2 separate regions of the Homo sapiens genome follow, and region 1 is linked to region 2. Evidence: read pairs that join two places in POLR2A ChIA-PET (ENCODE). Cell type or tissue: CD4-positive, alpha-beta T cell. All regions are shown on one strand. Links, peaks and the distances in the headings refer to the core of each region. The heading gives the core; the rest is flanking DNA.

Region 1 (10,957 bases), core at 5,679-10,678, 140 kb after region 2:
CACAAGGTCAGGAGTTCAAAACCAGTCTGGCCGACATGGTGAAACCCCATCTCTACTAAAAAAACAAAAAACAAACAAAAAAAAAAAACAGAAAAATTAGCCGGGCATGGTGGCGTGTGCCTGTAATCTCAGCTACTAGGGAGGCTGAGGCGGGAGAATTGCTTGAACCTGGGAAGCAGAGGTTGCAGTGAGCCGAGATCGTGCCACTGCACTTCAGCGTGGGCGACAGAGCGAGCGAGACTCCATCTCAAAAAAAAAAAAAAAAAGGCCGGGTGTGGTGGCTCACGCCTGTAATCCCAGCACTTTGGAAGGCGGAGGCGGTGAATCACGAGGTCAGGAGATCAAGACCATGCTGGCTAACACGGTGAAATCCCATCGCACCACTGCACTCCATCCTGGGCGACACAGCAAGACTCCGTCTCAAAAAAAAAAAAAGAAAAAGAGGTAAAGGATCCCATGGATCCCATGCCACACAAGCATCTTGTGTCGTTTTATTTCTGTCAAGCGGGACAGCCTACTTGGTTTACTTTATGAAGTTTAAAATGGGAGATGTTACTTTTTACCTTTAATTCTGCCAGTTCATGTGAATAATACATGAAACATTCAGGAGTACTTATTTTATGCTTCTTTATATATACACAAGTGGTAGCAGTGTTTATGAAGAGTTTGGTTTATCACATTTATCTGTACTTTGCTCTTAAACACTAAGTAGATTGAACAAGATAATATTAAAATCTTAGAATTGAAAAGAATCTTTAATATTTTATAAACCATCCCCAGGCAGAGGCAGAAATATATTCCTTATAGTGACGACTTGACAAATTTTCATTCAGAATCTTTTTTTTTTGAAATGGAGTTTCACTCTTGTCGCCCAGGCTGGAGTGCAGTGATGCCATCTCGCCCCACTGCAACCTCCGCTTCCTGGGTTCAAGCTATTCTCCTGCCTCAGCCTCCCGAGTAACTGGGACTACAGGTGCGTTCCACCACACCCAGCTAATTTTTTTGTATTTTTAGTAGAGACCGGGTTTCACCATGTTGGCCAGGATGGTCTCAATCTCTTGACCTTGTGATCCGTCCACCGCAGTCTCCCAGAGTGCTGGGATTACAGGCGTGAGCAACCGCGTGTGGCCTACACTAACTTTTTAAATAATCGTACATATTTATTATTTGCCCCTCTTCTCTTCCCCAGGCAAAACATTTAGCATTCCTTCAAATGATCTTATTATTCTGTAATTTTTTTTTAAATTGATATGAAGTCTCGCCCTGTCACCCAGACTTGAGTGCAGTGGCATGACCTCGGCTCACTGCAACCTCTGCCTCCCGGGTTCAAGTGATTCTCCTGTCTCAGCCTCCTGAGTAGCTGGGACTACAGGTGTGTGCCACCACACTCCAGGTAGTTTTTGTATTTTTAGTAGAGACAGGGTTTCACCATGTTGGCCAGGCTGGTCTTGAGCTCCTGACCTGAGGTGATCACCCACTTCGGCCTCCCAAAGTGCTGGGAAAACAGGCGTGAGCCACCGTGTCCAGCCTATTCAAGTTTTGATTCCCCCCACTCCCATTTAAAAATGTATATGTAATATGTATTGGTTTAGTGTCTTCAAACCCTTCAGGATTCTTTCACATAAATTAATTAATTAATTTAGAGGCAGGGTCTTGCTTTGTCATCTAGACTGTAGTACAGTGGCACAAACATGGCTCACTACAGTCTTAACTTCGTGGGCTCAAGTGCTCCTCCTTTGTAGCTGGGACTACAGCCACATGCCACCATGCCCAGCTAATTTAAAAATTTTTTTTTGTTGTAGAGATGGTCTCACTGTCTCAAAGCAATCCTCCCACCTTTGCCTCCCTACCAAAGTGCTGAGATTATGGTGTGAGCCCCTGGCCCTTGGCCTCTTTCACATGCATTTCAAGGAAGCTAGTGCTTCTGTACATTCTACTTGAGTAGTTTGAGTTTTTAAACCTAAATGTAGGTAAATTTTTTCATTATTAAAATTTAAGGTTAATCCTTATTTTAGCTTTTTAAAATTTTTTTTCTGTTTCAATGGATACAATTCCAGATTTTCTTGATCATTTTAAAATCTAGGTCATGATTGTTTTTATCATAAGACATATTTTTAAATCACTATGTAATTTGTTTTGTTTGTTTCGAGACCACGTTTTTGCTCTTTTGCCCAGGCTGGAGTGCAATGGCACCGTCTTAGCTCACTGCAACCTCTGCCTCGTGGGTTCAAGCGATTCTCCTGCCTCAGCCTCCTGAGTAGCTGGGATTACAGGCGCCCGCCAACACACCGGAGAATTTTTTGTATTTTTAGTAGAGATGAGGTTTCACCATGTTGGCCAGGCTAGTCTAAAACTCTTGACCTCAGGTGATCCAGCTGCCTCGGCCTCCCAAAGTGTTGGGATTACAGGCGTGAGCTACCGTGCGTAGCCAGCCATTCTGTCATTTGTTAATTTGAAAATAGAGATAGCTTTCAAGCGATAATGAGTATATAAGACCAGAAATGAATGAATAACATATCACAGGTTAATAACAGTACTATTTTTTTTTTTTTTTTTTGAGATGGGAGTTTTGCTCTTGTTGTCCAGGCTGGAGTGCAATGGCACAATATCAGCTCACCGCAACCTCTGCCTCCTGGGTTCCAGCGATTCTCCTGCCTCAGCTTCCCAAGTAGCTGGGATTACAGGCATGTGTCACCATGCCTGACTAATTTTGTATTTTTAGTAGAGACAGGATTTCTCCATGTTGGTCAGGCTGGTCTTGAACTCCCGACTTCGGCCTCCTAAAGGTGCTGGGATCACACGCTCGGCAACAGTACTACTAATCAGTACTCTTTTTTTTGTTTGTTTGTTTGTTTGCTTGCTTTTGATTTTTTTGGAGATGGAGTCTCGTCTGTCGCCCAGGCCAGAGTGCAGTGGCGTAATCTCAGCTCACTGCAGCCTTTGCCTCCTGGGTTCAAGCGATTCCTGCCTCAGCCTCCCAAGTAGCTGGGACTACAGGCATGCGCTACCACACCCGGCTAATTTTATTATTATTATTATTATTATTATTATTCTCTTTTAATTGTTGTATTTTTAGTAGAGACAGGGTTTTACCATGTTGGTAAGGCTGGTCTCAAACTCCCAACCTCAAGTGATCTGCCTACCTCAACTTCCCAAAGTGCTGGGATTACAGCTGTGAGCCACTGTGCCTGGCCTATTAATCAGTACTCTTTAACCCACTGCAGATATGTAATTATCATCCAGCCTGTATTTCATTGACTTACCTATTGTAGGTTGTCTTGATAAAAGTTTTGTTTAAGTCAAGTTCCTTAAAGCTTAGTTTCAAATCTTATTAACCTAATAACTTTTGTTTTTATTAAAATGCAGGCTGGGTACAGTGGCTAATGCCTGTAATCCCAGCACTTTGGGAGGTCGAGGTGGGCAGATAACCTGAGGTAGTTGGAGACCAGCCTGGCCAACATGGCGAAACCCCATCTCTACTAAAAATAGAAAAGTTAGACAGGCGTGGTGGCGCACACCTGTAATCCCAGCTACTCGGGAGGCTGAGGCAGGAGAATCTTTTGAACCAAGAGGCAGAGGTTTCAGTGAGCCAAGATCACAAGATTGCACTCCAGCCTGGGAGACAGAGCAAGACTCTGTCTCAAAAAAAAAAAAAAAAAAAAAAAAGAAATGCAAATTACTCTCAATGAATATATTTTGCTCTTACTTGGTCAATTTGTTTTTTAAAAATTTTCATTATACTGATTATCCATTGTTGGCTCAAGATACCCCACCCAAAATATTCTGGTAAGAGACCAGAATATACCATCCCCAAAATATCTTTTTTTGCCATGTTTTGAGCTAGTTATTCTGAGAATCTGCAGACACAGGAGTAATTTTGAAAAGCTGCCCTTTTGTAAAAGAAATTTACCCATCTATAAAGGAGATCTACTTTAGTAAAAGTTACCTGTATCAGGGAAAGGGCTGCTGCAGACAACTGTTATTACCTGAGAGACTTTAGTCTGCATAACAAGACTATCTTTATTCATCATGTATTTCCTCCTCTCACTCCATTTTGTATAACTTGTGTAGACACCAACCCTTAAAAGCCCCAAGCTTCTGGGAGTCTCGGTGGCTCAGGCCGGTTGCCCTGGCACTCGGGGAGGCGAGGCTACACATTCGAGGCCAACCTGGTCAACATTGATTAAAAAAAATAAAAAAATAGAGATTACTATTTTGGCCAGGCACGGTGGCTCATGCCTGTAATCCCAGCACTTTGAGAGGCCGAGGCGGGCGGATCACGAGGTCAGGAGATCGAGACCATCCTGGCTAACACGGTGAAACCCTGTCTCTACTAAAAATACAAAAACTTAGCTGGGCGTGGTGGTGGGTGCCCGTAGTCCCAGCTACTCGGGAGGCTGAGGCAGGAGAATGGCATGAACCCGGGAGGCAGAGTTCATGAGCCGAGATCTTGCCACTGCACTCCAGCCTGGGCGACAGAGCGAGACTCTCTCTCAAAAAAAAAAAAAAAAAAGCCCCAAGCTTCTATTCCTTCCATAGCTTCAGATGCTGTATAAGCTTCAATATCTCACTCTTCAGTGAGTCTCATATTTTGTGGGACTACTGTTAATTACATACGTAATTAAAATTGGTTTCCTGGTAGGGTGCCATGGCTCAAGTCTGTAATCCCAGCACTGGGAGGTTGAGGAGGGTGGATCACCTGAGGTCAGGAGACCACCCTGGCCAATATGGCGAATCCCTGTCCCTACTAAAAATACAAAGATTAGCTGGGGCGTAGTGGTGGTGGGCACCTGTAATCCCCATGCCTGCCTCAGCCTCCTGAGTAGCTGGGATCACAGGCACCTGCCACCATGTCCAGCTGATTTTTGTATTTTTAGTAGAGTTGGGGTTTCACCATGTTGGCCAGGCTGGTCTTTTTTTTTTTTTTTTTTTGAGACGGAATCTCACTCTGTCTCCCAGGCTGGAGTGCAGTGGCGGGGTCTCGGCTCACTGGAAGTTCCGCCTCCCAGGTTCACGCCATTCTCCTGCTTCAGCCTCCGGAGTAGCTGGGACTACAGGCACCCGCCACCCCGCCCAGCTAACTTTTTGTATTTTTAGTAGAGACGGGGTTTCACCGTTTTAGCCAGGATGGTCTCGATCTCCTGACCTTGTGATCTGCCCGCCTCGGCCTCCCAAAGTGCTGGGATTACAGGTATGAGCCACCGTGCCCGGCCTCAACTGCCTATCTCTAATGTCTTGGCAATGCCATGATTTTTTTCAAAGACTACCAGTTAATGGCTCTGAGCTTGTACCTACCAATTTAGTATTCTAACATATAATTTAATCTATGATTTTTAATTACTAAAAGCATGAAGACGTTCATAGTATTGTTTATAATACAAAATTGCAAGCAGCTTTAGCATTCAACATTAAGAGAATGAATAATAAAACTAATGCTTTAATAAACTCATGCCTGTTTTTTAAGTCGTTAAAATGATGGCAATGTAAGAACATGAGAAGATTATTAAATAAAATGAGCAACTTAAAATTTGCGTGTATCCTGAATGTTGATAACTAATATGGTTGTGAGGAAAAAAAGGGCTGAAAGTGCACTTAAATAGTTAACTGGCTGGGTTCACTAAGGATAAGAATATGGGATCTTTTTCATGCATTTATTTTACAAATTTTCTCAAATATAATTATGTTACTTGTTAAGAAAACTATTTTTGGAAACAAAAAGGATCCTCTACATATCATTTAATCTTTAGTTTTTTTTAATCTCTAGTTCATATTTTCCATAGTAAAATCACTTTTTCTTGACAGAAATAAAAGTAATTAAATAAGCTTTTCTTTCTTCCAAATATTGGTGTTTTATCATCTTTCCCAATGGTCTTTTTCTGAACATAGCTTTAAAAACCCTTTATGTTGAATTGATTTTTCCTCCTAATCCTGCTTATTTCTCCTTTGTGAAAGGTGACGTATGTCAGTAAAGCAAATTAAAAATACATAAACTTATGTCATACTTCTTTTCCTTTGTACTTTGTGACTTTGCAGTTTCTTCTAGACAGGCTTCATTTTTCTCCATTCAGCGTTCAAAGTTTAAAGTTTAATTCAGCAGATGGCAAAACACTTTGCTCTCTGCCACCCATGCCAACCAGCATGAAAATAAATACAATGCTTTCACACCATCTTATGATGTAAAAATCATTCAGCTGTGAATTAGGAAATCCAAGTTCTGGTCCTAGCACTTCTATAAACAAGATTTTTGACAAACAAAGTCACTTAGACTCGAGTGTCCATTTTTTTATCTGTAAAAATGAGAGTATTTCTAACATTAAAGTAATAGGACTAAATTTTGTATTTCTTTTTTAAAAATACCTATATTTTTAGAGACAGCATCTTGCAATGTTGCCCAGGCTGGTCTCCTACTCCCTGGGCTCAAGCCATCCTCTCAGCTCACTTTCTAAGTAGCTGGGATTCCAGGGGCATGCCACTATGTCTGCTTGTATGATTGCTGCTTGATTTGTATGATTACTGTATTCCGTTCTCTTATAAAAGACTGAATACTCTGCTAGGGTAAAAATTTGGTTGTCTTTTCCTCACTATTGCATACCCTGGCCCAAAGCATGGTGCCTTGCACATAGAAGCCATTTTATACCTATTGATTGAATGAATGTGCTACAATGTTTGCTGGAGATAGGAGAGTTAAAAAAGTCTTAAGGTCCATATCTACTAGAAATCCTTGTAGAAATCATAGACTATTGAAGGTTTGAAACTGTGATACACAAGTTTTGCATTGCTTAGAAGATCTGCATGGAGTTATTAATGTTAAAAACTTTTTTGTTTTTTTTTTTGAGACTGAGTCTCGCTCTGTCACCCAGACTGGAGTGCAGTGGCACAATCTCAGCTCCCTGCAACCTCTGGCTCCTGGGCTGAAGCGATCCTCCCACCTCAGCCTCCTGAGTAGCTGGGACCACAGGTGCGTGCCACCACACCTGGCTATTTTTATTTATTCTTTGTAGAGACAGGGTTTCACCATGTTGCCCAGGCTGATCTAAACTCGTGGGCTCAAGTGATCCACCTGCCTCCGCCTCCCAGAGTGCTGGGATTACAGGCGTGAACCACTGCGTATGACCTACTGTTAAAAACTTAATCCTTTGGACATTACAATGATGTAGGAGTTACATTTTTATGTATTTTCATAGATTTTACAGTATGGCTTATTGAAAAATACTTTAATGAATTATAGTCAGCTTTCTTGTAAGGCCAGTCAAGTTGAATTCCTCCTACGATTGTTGTTCATCTTTTTTTCCACCCATATGTCTTTAAAAATATTTATATTGCTAGATCATTGAACTTGTCAGAGTTTTTTGCTTTTTTGTTTTTGAGTCTGTATAATTTTTTAAAATCCAGTGGTTTGTTTAGGCTTCCACGTGTATAAAGATGAGAGATGTATTCTTTTCATGGCCCAAGATAAATGGAACCAAAATCTTTGTTTATTTTAACTCCTAAAATTGTACATATAAGATTCTCACATTACTGGAAGGAGCAGATTTTCTTTGGGTAGGCAGGCAGTGTTGCCTTCCTTTTAGCCTCTGTTTACCTTCTGACCTGTGTTGATACATTCAGCTTGTAACCTAGAAACCAACTAAAAAGGAAGGAAGTTAGAGATGTGTATTTCTGGGCAGTAACTGGAGTAGTTTCCTCTTCCCCTAGCCTGGTTTAGCAGCCAAAAAAGGCCTTTTACTCCCCTCCTCACCTCCCAACAAAAAGAAACAAAAATTAACTTTTCACCTTTTTACCTCAGTCTAGTAAAGAAGGTATAAGCCATAAGAACAATCAATTTAAAGGACTAAATTGTGTGAAAGGTGGGATCTACCATTCTCTAATGAGTTATAAGAACAGGAGTGCATTAAGGAGACTTGAAGTAAAAGCTAGCAATTTATGCTTGATACCAAGTGGGTTCTCTATGTCATTACTTCATTATTTTTGTTTGTGTTAAAAATTTACCAGAGTACCAGACCAATTAATACCAGACCAGTCACATTAATATATTTATATTAGCCAGATATGGTGGCACTTACTTGTAGTCCCAGCTGCTCAGGAGACTGAGGCAGGAGGATGGCTTGAGCCCAGGAGTTTGAGGCTGCAGTGAGCTGATAGCTCCACTGCACTCTGGCCTGGACAACAGAGTGAGACCCAATCTCTAAATATATGTATGTCAAGCCCATTTTAAATATTTAAAAGGCATTCATTATTACCAACTAGTTGTAACTCTGCATCCTTTGCATCAAGAATTGATTCTATAGTATTTTTAGTAGTGGAGAAGCCAGTCTTATTTTAATTCAACCATGATGTAGTGTGAAATACTTTTTAAAAATGAATGTTTGGTTTTTCAGTATTGTTAATTACATTAATTTTACTAAAAATTAGTACATTTGTGTTACTAAGAATGTATGACTTTTGAGGCAATTGTATGGTTTAGCTAAGTGTACTTTGTGCTATATGATTCTGTAAGGGACTGAAGTACTTGAGAAGCAAAAATAGCTGTTTTTAAGTCTATATCATATAGTGTAGACAAACTTGAGTTTATGCAAGATTATGAGATAAATCCTGTGAAATTTTCTAATGTACAATAAATTGGGGAAATGTACTAAAGTACTTAAAATTTGATAGTTTGTTATATTAAGCTGTATTAAGCATTTGCTTTTTTTGGTTTGGTAACATGACATTGTGAGTTCTTTTATTTACATAGATTCTTTTTATTTTATGTCTGATTAATTATGAATGAATTATTAGGGTGGTTATATGCGATTTAATATCCACTTGACAACATTATTAAAAACACTTCGTTCTAAAGTTACCTTGGCTGGGAGCAGTGGCTCATGCCTGTAATCCCAGCAACTTTGGGAGGCCGAGGCGGGTGGATCACCTGAGGTCAGGAGTTTGAGACCAGCCTGGTCAGCATGGTGAAACCCTGTCTCTACTAAAAACACAAAATTAGCTGGGCGTGGTGGCGTGCACCTGTAATCCCAGCTACTTGGGAGGCTGAGGCAGGAGAATTGCTTGAACCCAGGAGGCAGAGGTTGCAGTGAGCCGAGATTGTGCCATTGCACTCCAGCCTGGGCAAAAAAGAGCAAAACTCCATCTCAAAAAAATAAAGTTACCTTCTGGATCATGCATGTTCTACACAATATGTTCTGTAAAATAAAGCCATACTTTACTCACAGTCTTAGGCTAATCATTGCCCATCTCTTTTTCATTCTTTTTATAAGTGCAAGTTCATCATATACTAAATTGAAAATATCTTTTCGGTAGTTTTTCTTGGTTCTTTTTTTTTTTTTTTGAGACAGAGTCTTGCTCTGTCTCCCAGGCCAGAGTGCAGTGGTATGATCTCGGCTCACTGCAGCCTCCATCTCCCAGGTTCAAACAATTCTCCTGCCTCAGCCTCCAGAGTAGCTGAGACTACAGGTACGCCACCATGCCCTGGCTAATTTTTGTATTTTTAGTACAAACGGGGTTTGCCATGATGGCCAGGCTGGTCTCAAACTCTTGACCTCAAGTGATCCACCCACCACTGATCCCGGCCTCTTTTCAGTAGCTAACCTGATAATTTCTGTGAAATGAAATTGATACTTCTGGAGTAGATTTAAAGGGATTATGTATGTGGTATTTAAAAAACATCAGTATGAATACAAAATTAGCCAAGTGTTGTGGTGCATGCATGTAATCCCAGCTATACAGGAGGCTGAGGCAGGAGAATCGCTTGAACCCAGGAGGCAGTGGTTGCAGTGAGGCAAGATCACACCATTGCACTCCAGCCTGAGCAACATGAGCGAAACTCTATCTCAAAAAAATTTTTTTTAATTAGCATGAATTTTTAGATTTACTGAAATTGAGATTTCTCCATAGGGATACATTTATAATAAAAGACTATTTACATCCGGGCATGGTGGCTCACGCCTGTAATCCCAGCACTTTGAGAGGCTGAGATCGGTGGATCATTTGAGGCCAGGGATCCGAAACCAGCCTGGTCAACATGATGACACCCCTGTCTCTACTGAAAATACAAAAATTAGCCGGGCACGGTGGCGCGTGTCTATAGTCCCAGCTACTCTGGAGGCTGAGGCAGGAGAATTGCTTGAATCCCCACGGGGGCAGAGGTTGCAGCGAGCTGAGATCATGCCACTGTACTCCAGCCTGGGCAACAGTGAGATTCTGTCTCAGAAAAAAAAAGAAAAGAAAAAAAAGACTATTTACATACATCTTTTTAAAATAAATTAAATATTTCTTGCACCTACAAGTGTATTTTTAAAGTTTCAGTGCATGTTACCATATATAATTCCTCTTTCATCATGTAATTTCTACAATAAAACTGAAACCATTTCAATTAAATTGTAATACAGAAGCGTGGTTGACTTAAGTATATGGCCAGCTTTCCTGCTCTAAGTCAGAAACTTACAAATTTTCGCTGGATGCTCTAAAGGTTAAAATTTAATTATACTGACAAATTAATAGACATAACCTGATGTTTTACATAGAGCCACAAATTTATATTCCATTCCATCTCTGCTCTTTGATTTATTGAGTAGCCAAAGTCAGTCTCATATCATCACGTAAGTCTCCACTATGAAACGAGAAATTACTATAAGGCCTGTCAGGGTGACTCATGCCTGAAATCCCAGCACTTTAGGAAACTGAAGTGGGTGGATCGCTTAAGTTCAGGAGTTCCAGACCATTCTGGACAACATGGTGAAACCCTGTCTCTACAAAAAATACAAAGAGTTAGCTAGGCATGGTGATGCCCACCTGTAGTCCCTTCTACATGGCAGGCTGAGGTCGGAGGATCGCTCGAGCCCAGGAGCCAGAGATTGCAGTGAGCCAAGATCGCGCCACTGCACTCTAGCCTGGGCAACAGAGCAAAATCCTGTCTCAAAAAAAAAAAGAAGAGGCTGGACACAGTGGCTCACACCTGTAA
Region 2 (10,957 bases), core at 4,005-9,004:
CATTGTTTGGAAGGAAATATTTAACATATACAATATGATGGAACTTCTGTAGAATATAGCATAATCACAGAGACAGTTGTATCCATCCATTTCCTAGTCAGTTTCACCATATTTTTAAATGAGGCACAAGATTACTGTGTTATCAAAATGTTAACATTAAGCTTTTTAACAAGTCTGTGTAGTCACTTGATTTTTCAGATTTTGCCCACTAATTTTATGAGGGCCATTGGGCAAAGTGTTTTAATCCAGAATTTAAAATTGTTCATTTGTAATTGGGCAGGCTTATAAAAAGGGGCATATTTTAAATCTTTATCATCACTTTATAGCCATAATATACATACTAAAAGTTTGGTAGCAATTTGAGTATTTAACTACATAGGGTGGTACTTTGAAGGAAAAAGCATTTTAAGTTGAGCTTTAATTTAATTTCTGCTTTTAAAAACCCAATATAGTAGTACGTCATCTATGTATGTACATTGAGCATGCTTCTTAACATATTTAACTTCCAATTCTTTGATAACCGGTTGCATTCAATTACTTGTTTAAATAATTGGGCAAGTTTCCTGAGTTGTAGGCTGTGAAATATTTTCAAGATGGTTTGGGTAAAAAATTTTTTCAAAGTAGGTGCCGTCAGTGACTTTGATCACAGAGAAATCAGTATGATCCTGTGACAAGTTTAGTTTTAACAATGTAACTTCTTGTGTAAACTCAGTCACCTAGTAATGTGAATTAGTTGCAAAGTGATTCTGTATTCTTAGTGACCCACTGTTAGATGTTTTCAGACTAGTAAATGATAAATATTTATTGTTAAAATCATCCTTAAAATTTTATTTGAACATGCAGCACTTTTTGCAGTGTGAAATTGAAAAATCAATTGTTTAGTTTTTACCAAAGGAAAATTAGAGTTTTGTATACATATTTGATGAATACAGTAAACAGGTTAAAATTTAGCAAATAGAATTTTGTAAGCATTTTTAAAATGTGTGAATTCTGTGATAAGGGGGTGGCTTTGCTACAATTTATTACAAAGCTAAGTTATATTTCATTACTTATGTAAAATAGTGTTCTTTGTTTAGCTTCTTAAAGTGGTAGGAGAATTGTATAATTCCATTGATTGGTTCCATGCAGTGGAAATCTGACCTTTAGCAGATGTTTGAGAAATTGCCAGCACAGCATGATCAGCCAAAAAGACAGTTTTCCCCTTGTTACTTGACAGGCCTTTCATGCTTTAGTAACATGCCAAAGAAATGTTTAAATTATTTTTTTATAATATCACATGCTCTCTAAAATATTAAGAATACATTGAAAAACATGCATAAAATGAGATAGATTTTTCCTGCAATTACGGATTGCAATTCAGCTGACTTTTAAATGTTTATTATTAAAAAAAAAAAACTAAGATAAATGCTGATTGTTTTGTGAATTATGTGTTACTTTGAGATTTAAAATGTCTTCGGCTATGTAGTTAATTGTTATTAGGGTTTGATGTGTGTTATTTTTTCCATGATCATGTTTTCCATGATCATGTATAACAATTTAAACACTGTTATAAGTTTCTCTTATTTTAGTGTTATTTAATCGCAAGTATCGTCTTTGGTTGGCTTTTTTATTTTTTAATAGAGGCTTTTTGATAGGGGTTAAATGCATCACAGAGAAGTTATCCTATCTGGAACTTCTCGCTAAGGGCAGGATACTGCATGAATCCACTTTAAAGCCTCTTCTCTGAAGGACAGTATTTCTTTAGAGAATGAAATGGGTTCAGCTGTGTAGTTGTGGGGGTTCAGCTGTGTAGTTGTGGGAGTTCAGCAAAAACACTGTAAGCTCTGTTTTCTTCAACTTCATGGATTGAGCGTACAGGAAGGGGAAGGAGTTGCCTTAATGTTTAAGAATGAAGTGATGAATTGATAGTATCAGCAGTTGCCAGACTGTATCTTTTTCTGCAGGTGCTTATTTTCTGTAGGGCATTGCAGTTGTTTTTCATTGTGTTAGGTTATGAGACGATTTTAAGGAAAATTTAAGGAACATGATCTTACATAGTTTCATTTTACAGTTTTGTAACTGTTTTGTATGTCTTAGGTTTATATACTGAATTAGTTCTTCCAGAGGATTATGATTGAAAGTTTTGGCTGTGTGTACCTATCACCTTACAAAAATAAAAAGATTTTTTTAAAGGTCATGTTCAGTATCAGTAGTTCTAAGAATATGCTAAATTAAAATTTAAAAATCAAACACCTATAATAAAGTTTTGCTGAATCCACATGAATTGAACTAATGGTTTGTAATACCAGTTATATTACAAGTGAGAACTAGTTTCATATTTTGATATATAAAAGCTTTGAAGGAAGCATAATTGATAACTGTTTATTAATATCACATAATAGTTAATCTTTCATATTGGTACTTTCTGATAAGGTTTTATTAGATGGAGAAGGGTTATATAATTTAGTAAACTGGCAGCTTTTAAATGAATAATGACACTAAAATTTAAAGATTTAATCATAATGAGGTATATCTGATACGTAGTACCTGTGATATTATATATTAATAGTAAAGTCATTTTATATAAGGAAAAATTTTATTCTTAAGTGGGGTTTTCTAAGTAACTATATGTTTACACAAAGTCATACTGTTAACATTTAGTCACTTCCAGAGTCAGTGGAGTTGTATCCTGAAGAGGATTAAATTGCAAAGTTGGCACAGCACATAAAGCAAAAATGCACTTAAATTCAGTTCACTTTTAAGGCCTTGTTGGGAATACCAACCTATTGTTTGTCAGTTCATCCAGGACAGTTTTTTTTTTTTCTCTAGTGTTGGAATAATTTTTTTTTTTTTTTGAGATAGAGTCTTGCTGTATCGCCCAGGCTGGAGTGCAGTGGCCTGATCTCAGCTCACTGCAGCCTCTGCCTCCTGGGTTCAAGTGATTCTCCTGTCTCAGCCACCCGAGTAGCTGGGTCTACAGGCACCTGCCACCACAACCGGTGAGTTTTGTTGTTGTTGTTGTTGTTATTTTTAGCAAAGAAAGATGAAGTTTCACCATGTTGGCCAGGCTGGTCTTGAATTCCTGACCTCAAGTGATTCACCCTCCTCAGCCTCCCAAAGTGTTGGGATTACAGGCATCATCTACTGTGCCCGGAGCAGAATAAATTTTTAATATATATTTTGATAGGCTGATTTTCTTGCATCTCGATTTTTCTTGTATGTCAGTAACTGGAATCACAGTTACCTTTTGAGCACGGTGCTCACATTATGAGAGTTGAGAAAATTACGGGGAACAAACTCTGGCCTTATGGTGATTCTGGTTAGACTTGAGATCTCTAAATTGATATTTTTAAATGAGAATATATAATACACAGACTAAAATATACATTTTAAGGTTAAAAAAAGAGAAACTGTTTACTAAGAATGTTTAGTAGATTCAGTTTTCTTAGTGTTTAATACTAGAAAATACACAGTATTGGCTGGGTGCGTGGCTCATGCCTGTGATCCCAGCACTTTGGGAGGCCGAGGCAGGCAGATCACGAGGTCAGGAGATCGAGACCATCCTGGTTAACACAGTAAAACCCTGTCTGTACTAAAAATACAAAAAATTAGCTGGGCGTGTTGGCGGACACCTGCAGTCCCAGCTACTCGGGAGGCTGAGGCAGGAGAATGGCATGAACCCAGGAGGTGGGGCTTGCAGTGAGCCAAGATCGCACCACTGCACTCCAGCCTGGTCGACAGTGCAAGACTCCGTGTCAAAAAAAAAAAAAAAAAAAGTATTGATAGCATACTTTTAAGAAATCCAAATGTCTTTGTAAAAGTAGGTATTTTTCATTCTTTCAGTATCAGTTACTCTTCACTATGGTTCTTTTTCACATTTAAATAGAATCAAGGAACCTTTTATCTTTGGTTTATCTGGTATTTTTCAGTGTTAGCAATTTTGAAATTCTCTAATTTTTACCACAAACATTTTTGACTCTTTCATTCAGCTTATAATCTGAATTGACAGAAAAATCCAGGGAGAAAAGTTAAAATACTTCCTAAAGTTAAAATATTTGCTTTATTTAGATTTCTAGTATTTCTTATCAAGGAAAAAAATACTTTTTCATTATCTTATCGCTTGATAACCGTTTTTTGTCTCAGCTAAACGGAAGAAAAGTTACCTGGCAGCATAAGATAGCTATGAAGAATCTTTCCCCCACCAGAAAGAAGTTTAGCAAACTATTTTACTGAATAAATCTAAGACTTCCTCCTTCCCAGTAGTTGCCCACAATTTTCCTCCAATATGAGATTATGTCTCTATTTTGTAATTCTGCTCAGAAAACCTGTCTTAAAATCTACACATATTAAACTATAATATGTCATAAATTTTAAGAATGTTATTTAACAGAGGTAAATTTATCATGAATACCATATATTTAAGGTAGCAAAACATAAAGAGAGTAATAACCTCTTTTGATACTCAACAGCAGACCAGGTAAAGTCCAAACAGTTCTGTCTCATCAAAATAATGAAGGTTGCTTGTCTTTGACCTCTTTTCCTGTTACCTCTTTAAGAGATAACACACATATACATACGCTTTTGTAGATGAGACCATTCTAAAATTTATAAATTGTGTTGTATATCTTTGTCTGCCTGATTAAAATGGCTTGTCTTAAGGTAACACTGAACTGCTTAGTCTTTCAATAGGAATTTATTTAGCAACTACTTTGTGGTATTGTTTTGATATACTCTATTTTTGTGTTTCGGCTTTTTCTTATTTATTTTAATTAAATCAATATCATCCCTCGTATACACTATTCTTCTGTGCAGTTGACACTTGAACAATGTGGGTTTGAACTTTGAGAGTCAATTTATATGCAGATACTTTTAAATAAATATATTGCAAAATATTTTAGAGATTTGCAGCAATTTGAAAAAACTCATAGATGAACCATGTAGCCTAGAAATATTTTTAAAAATTTAGAAAATGTTAGGTATGTCATAAATGCATAAAATATATGTACATCTTAGTTTTATCATTTGCTACCATAAAATATACACAAATCTATTTAAAAAGTTAAAATATCAGAACTTTACCCACACAGAGACGTGACATGGCACTATTTACAGTAGAGAGAAATATAAACAAACATAAAGATGCAGTATTAACTCATAACTACATAAAATTAACTTTAGTACATGCTGTGATAGGTTTTTAGCCACCTCCTGTTTTTACTGTGTTGAACTCAAATGTTGCGAATGTCTGCTTAAAACTCAGTGTGATGCTGACATCTCCATGTGAGTAGTTGACCTCTCCACTAAATACCATATTGCAATAAGAAATGATCTCTCGCAGTCCTTGCATAATTTTTAATGTTGTTTAGTGCAATCTCGCAAACTTCGAATGATACCATAGAACAGAAATTTAGGAATCAATAAGTACAGTACTGTAAATGTATTTTCTCTTGCTCATAATAACTTCTCTAGCTTACTTTACTGTAAGAATACAGTATATAATAGACATACAAAATATTTGTTAATTGACTTTATGTCATTGTTAAGACTTCCGGTCAACAGTAGGCTATTACCAGTTAATTTTATGGGGAGTCAAAAATTACATTCAGCTTTTCGACTGGGCGGGCTGTCCTCAGTCCCAACCCCTGAATTGTTCCAGGGTCAGTTGTACATAGCTCTTCATGTTTTTAAAAAACACATTTTTGGCTGGGCATGGTGGTTCAAGCCTGTAATCCCAGCACTTTGGGAGGCTGAGGTGGGCAAATAGCTGGAGCTCAGGAGTTCTCAGGAGTTCAAGAGCAGTCTGGGCAACATGGCCAAGATCTTGTCTCTATTTAAAAAAAAAAAAAAAAAAAAAAATTGGGCCAGGCGCTGTGGCTTACGCCTGTAATCCCAGCACTTTGGGAGGCCAAGGTAGGTGGGATCATGAGGTCAGGAGATCGAGGCCATACTGGCTAACATGGTGAAACCCTGTCTCTACTAAAAATACAAAAACTTAGCTGGGCATGGTGGCACGCACCTGTAGTCCCAGCTACTTAGGAGGCTGAGGCAGGAGAATCACTTGAACCCAGGAGTTGGAGGTTACAGTGAGCCAAAGTTGTGCCACTGCACTCCAGCCTGGACAACAGAGTAACACTCCGCCTCAAAAAAAAAAAAAAAAAAATCAGGCCGAGTGTGGTGGCTCACGCCTGTAATCCCAGCACTCTGGGAGGCCCAGGCAGGCGGATCACCTGAGGTCAGGAGTTCGAGACCAGCCTGACCAACATGGTGAAAACTCGTTTCTACTAAAAGTACAAAAATTAGCCGGACATGGTGGTGGGCACCTGTAATCCCAGCTATTCAGGAGGCTGAGGCAGGAGAATCGCTTGACCCCGGGAGGCGGAGGTTGCAGTGAGCCAAGATTGGGCCACCTACTCCAGCCTGGGTGACAAGAGCGAGACTCCGTCTCAAAAAAAAAAAAAAAAAAAAAAATCAGTGACACATTTGTATCTACTCATGTAACTACCATGTTTCTCACTCACTGTAGTTAACCTGGTACCTCTACCCAGTCTATACCGCCCCTCTGTTCCACTGATCTCAGTTCTATCACCAAAGATGAGATTTTCCTGTTGTTGAACTTAATATAACTGGAATCATTCAGTGGCTTTTTACACTCAGTATAATATCTGTGAAACTTAATATATTAGATTCCTAGGGCTGCCATAACATCACAACAAATTTGGTGGATGGAAACAACAGAAGTTTATTCTTTCATTGCTCTGAGGACCAAAAGTCCAAAACTTCTTCATTAAATGGGACATAGACTGATTAGTAACAAGATTTACTTGTCTTTCTCCATGGTTTCAACAGTGAAAAGTAGTTTTAATGTTGACTGAAAGTTGATTAGTGCTTAAGACCTGAAAATGCTTAGGATTGTTTGCTGTTGGAAGATACGGCTCTTATCTACTTTTCTCCATTAGAGCTCTGGAGTTCTCTTGGGCCTAGAAAGAAGTAATTTGGAACAGTTAGTGTAGTGTGGGGTATTATGAAAACCAAAATAGAGTATTATAATAAAATATATAATAAAAACATACATAAAATTACTGGTTTGGGCTCAGTATATTTTTTGTCTTTAAAAAGAAGATGCTAACTCAAGGAAAGGGTAATAAGGTATGCTGGAAAGTTTATTTGCTTAGAAGTTAGGACTGATTTCTGGTCCTGGCTCTGTCATTAATAATTATGTCTCTGGATTCTTATGGAAGGTTTTTCCAGTTCTTCATATGACAGCTTGGTATTAGCAGTGGTCCTGACATTTATAGATATTATCACTTTCTTTCACCTCACTCACTCTTCATTTCCTTCACAGTATTAACAGTAACCTTTTCTGTTACATTTTGTTAACTTTAGAAATAGTAGATCATGTTAGACTAAGTAGAGATCACAAAAAGATGAGATTTAGGAGAAATCCATAGATGTTTTGAACTGTGGATGAATAGTTCACCAACTATTTCCTGTACACAAAAGCCATGCAATATATGTGATTAAATTTGTGCCTTGGTGAAATAATATGTTATATGTCACTGTATGTATTGTGGGGTCATTTATAAATGGTTACAATATTTTAAAGTAGGAATACCTAGGGTCTGCTTGTCGTTAGTTTTCTGTGATAGATATTCGACAGTGCTTCCTGGCATTTAGGAAGGGGCAGTGAGATCTTTTAATACATCTAGAGAAGACACTTCCTTATATGATCTTTTCATTTATTCAAATATATATTTATTACTTCCTCTGTGCCAGGTACTGTGTGGCTGAGCAGCCTAGACTTGATTCTGTAAAGGAAATTAAAAATCCCAGGACCCCCAGACTCCTTATGCAAAAGGAAAGTTAATCCTGGAGTCTGAGTCATGCAACACACTCTTTCAAGTGAGTAGCTGTTACTAACATTATGCCTTAACCAGATCCTCATGTAAAAGTAAAAGACCTCAGGCATCTATGAAAGACTTCCCCTACAGATCACTGAAAAGCAAATGCTTCGCTGGTCTCCCACAAACAGATACATGCCAGTTGTAACTTTAGGTGTACAATCTAAGTGAAGCTCCTAAAACTAAGGTCTGTTCTGTGCCACACTGATAATGTCATTTACAATCTTACCTTCTCAGATGCAGAACAGAGACAAGAATAGTCATTCTTCCACTGACCCAGAGATGTCTGCAGAATTGATTTTTCCTTTACTCTGTTTTTCCTTCATTCACCTAATATTATGTAAAATATAGTTTTTACTAGATACCAATTAAAATCTCACAGGAATTTAACCATTCACGTTACTGCCTACCTGTCCCTCTTCCTACATGCCTGCCCCGCTTTAAGGAAACACATAAATAGGAAACCTCCTGAAAATCTCTTTGGAAAAACAGTTACATATGTGTTGGTTTTTCCTGGATGGGCCCTAAAGCTGGCTTAATAAACCTTGATTGGTTGAGACTGTGGCCTCAGTCACTCATTTTGGTTGCCAGTTCCATCCCTCCCAGAATTTTCTGTGTATGGAAGTTGTTTTATGTATGTAGTAAGATGTCAATTACGAGTGGTTTGTAATGACTGTGCTTTTGAAATGGTAGTACTTATTAAACATTAGTAATTTGAGAAATTAACCTGCATGAGACTTAAGAGAGAACATTAAAGTAAACATTTAAAAGTTTTATTTCTAAAATGTCAACACAATTTTTGGTTAGCTACTTAGTATATGTTGACTTTTAATTTCTTGGAAAATACTATTTTTTTGGAATTAATGATATGTACTTGCCACTGATTAATCAGATACTCCCTAAGTTACGTAAAATCATTTCAGTACATTCAGGTTTGTATATTAGGTATCCTGTCAATTTTATCTTCTTTATGAAATCTTTCCTCAGGCCTTTATATCTGTACTGGCCCTCCAGGCCTCTTGATTTTATGTGACTATCATCTTGGTGATTTCCTTGACTCACTTTTGCTGGATTCTTTTCGTGGATTTCTTGTCTTAGTTTATTCTCTTGTATCGATGGAGTATATCTTACTCCTTTAAAAAAAAAAAAACCACCCTACATTTAGGATATACTTGATGGCCCGTTCATCTGAAAATATCTTAATTCTACTCTCAAACTTGACTCAGACCTGACTGGATATAGAATTCTAGATGAAAAATTAGAAATGATTTTTCCTCAGAATTTGGGAAGCATTAATCAGTGACTTCCAGATTCTGAATTTGCTTTTAAAAAGTCAGATGTTGTTCTGGTTTTTGATCTTTTATATAAAAGAAACTTGTGGGATCTTTTCTTGTGTCTCTGCTTGGAAATTTCACAATAACTTTCCTAGATGTACATTGATTTTTATCTGTTTTTTTTTTCTGAGACAGTTTTGCTCCTGTGGCCCAGGCTGGAGTGCAATGGCGCGATCTCGGCTTACTGCAACCTTCGCCTCCCAGGTTCAAGTGATTCTCCTGCCTCAGCCTTCCGAATAACTGGGATTACAGGCGCCCGCCTCCACGCCCAGCTAATTTTTTGTATTTTTAGTAGAGAGGGGGTTTCACCGTGTTAGCCAGGATGGTCTTGATCTCCTGACCTCGTGATCCACCTGCCTCGGCCTCCCATAGTGCTGGGATTACAGGCATGAGCCACTGCACCAGGTGATTTTTATCTGTTGTGCTTAGCTTTTGAGGAGTTGCTTTTCAGTTTTGAAATTTATGAGTGTTAGTTCTGAAAAGTTTTTCTGAATTGTTTCTAAGATTCTCTTTTTTCTCTGTTACGTTTCTCTTTTCTGAAACTTGTGTTGGGATATTGAACCACACTGATTCTGTTTTTCCCTTTGTCTCCTATATCCTTTATGTTCTACTTGGAAAAATTTTCAGCTTCCTTTTCTAAACCTATTGTATTTTTTATTTCTGCTATCATAATTTAATTTGCTAAAGATTTTTTTCTGTTTTTTTTTTTGTTTGTTTCTCCAGATTGTTGTATTTTGATAGCATCCTTTTGCTTTTGATTATGGTATTTTCCTCTTACCTCATTCAGAATATTCTTTTTTTTTTTAATGTTTTGTTTTCTTCTCTTTGGTCTATTTTCTTCCTGTCATTTTTCCCTATGTATATTTTAGTCTCTGTATTTTATGTCTAATGTTTTCTTCAAATGAAATTCCTGACAATTCTTTCAGACTACTTGTATGTAATAGAGTAACACTAAAAAAGTACATTGGAAACTCTGAGCATGTGGGTGGACTTTGTTGGATGTCATCTTATCTATTTGAGATCTGCTCATTTCCATAGGGGAATACCTAATGTCTGTATATTTAGATTTTTTTAAAGTGGTTAGGTTTCCAAAGAAATCTGTCAGTGCTTTATCTGGCTTTCAGAGTTATGCCCTATGAGGAAAGAAGACTGAGGATGAAAGGAGGGTCTAGTCCTAGACATATTTCATTATGTCAGCTTTCACTTAATCCTTCTTCTGTTTCAATGGTAATCTCTGCCCTCAACCTGTTTTAATATGCTTCTTGGTCCAGGGACCCTTTCATAACCTTTTCTAAGAAATAAACCTTTTTTTCGTACCATAATGGGAAAGGAGACAGTTGCTAGGCTAGAGTCAGGGAGAAATCTGAGAGTCTAGCTGCTGCTTCAGTAGACTATGGTCAGTCTTCCTGTTAGCCCTACTTTACCCCTACTCAATTTTTGAACCTTTGGGGCATAGCTTATCTTTGGTAATTTAGCATATTAATCAGCTTTCCCTAATATTTGGCTTTAGATTAAGCTTCTTTTTTTTTCCACTAAGTTAGCTACCACTGGTTTTGCTGTTATTTTAAAATTAGTTTATTTTACCCATCTTTTCAATCTGTTGAAACCTTACAATCCTCATCATCCAGCATGTTAATTATTATTCTTTGAGTCCTACATTCATTTCACAATTTGACTTTTGTAAGTGTCTTGACTGAAGTGTAATGATAGAGCCCTGTGGAATATATTTGAAGACATTTTATCAAT

The links. Peaks named below come from ENCODE experiments on the same cell type or tissue, not always from the same donor. Only the 100,000 strongest peaks of a DNase experiment are listed, where the experiment ranks them.
Region 1: POLR2A ChIA-PET joins it to region 2 with 5 read pairs; 13 of 35 experiments call an interaction of 5 or more read pairs at or near these places.

Annotation. Positions count from the first base shown.
Region 1 is chr10:63,270,441-63,281,397 of GRCh38, reverse strand. All of the region lies in intron 2 of JMJD1C (jumonji domain containing 1C), which reads left to right. Among named protein-coding and RNA genes, the nearest start is that of MIR1296, 97 kb to the left of the region's middle. RefSeq lists an enhancer at 10,479-10,957. In CD4-positive, alpha-beta T cell, for the core only: no CTCF peak of the experiment used is centred there; a DNase peak (open chromatin) is centred at 7,627; H3K4me3 peaks cover 251 bases; H3K27ac peaks cover 1,871 bases.
Region 2 is chr10:63,406,784-63,417,740 of GRCh38, reverse strand. The region is part of intron 1 of JMJD1C (jumonji domain containing 1C); the gene reads left to right. Among named protein-coding and RNA genes, the nearest start is that of JMJD1C-AS2, 18 kb to the left of the region's middle. In CD4-positive, alpha-beta T cell, for the core only: no CTCF peak of the experiment used is centred there; no DNase peak of the experiment used is centred there.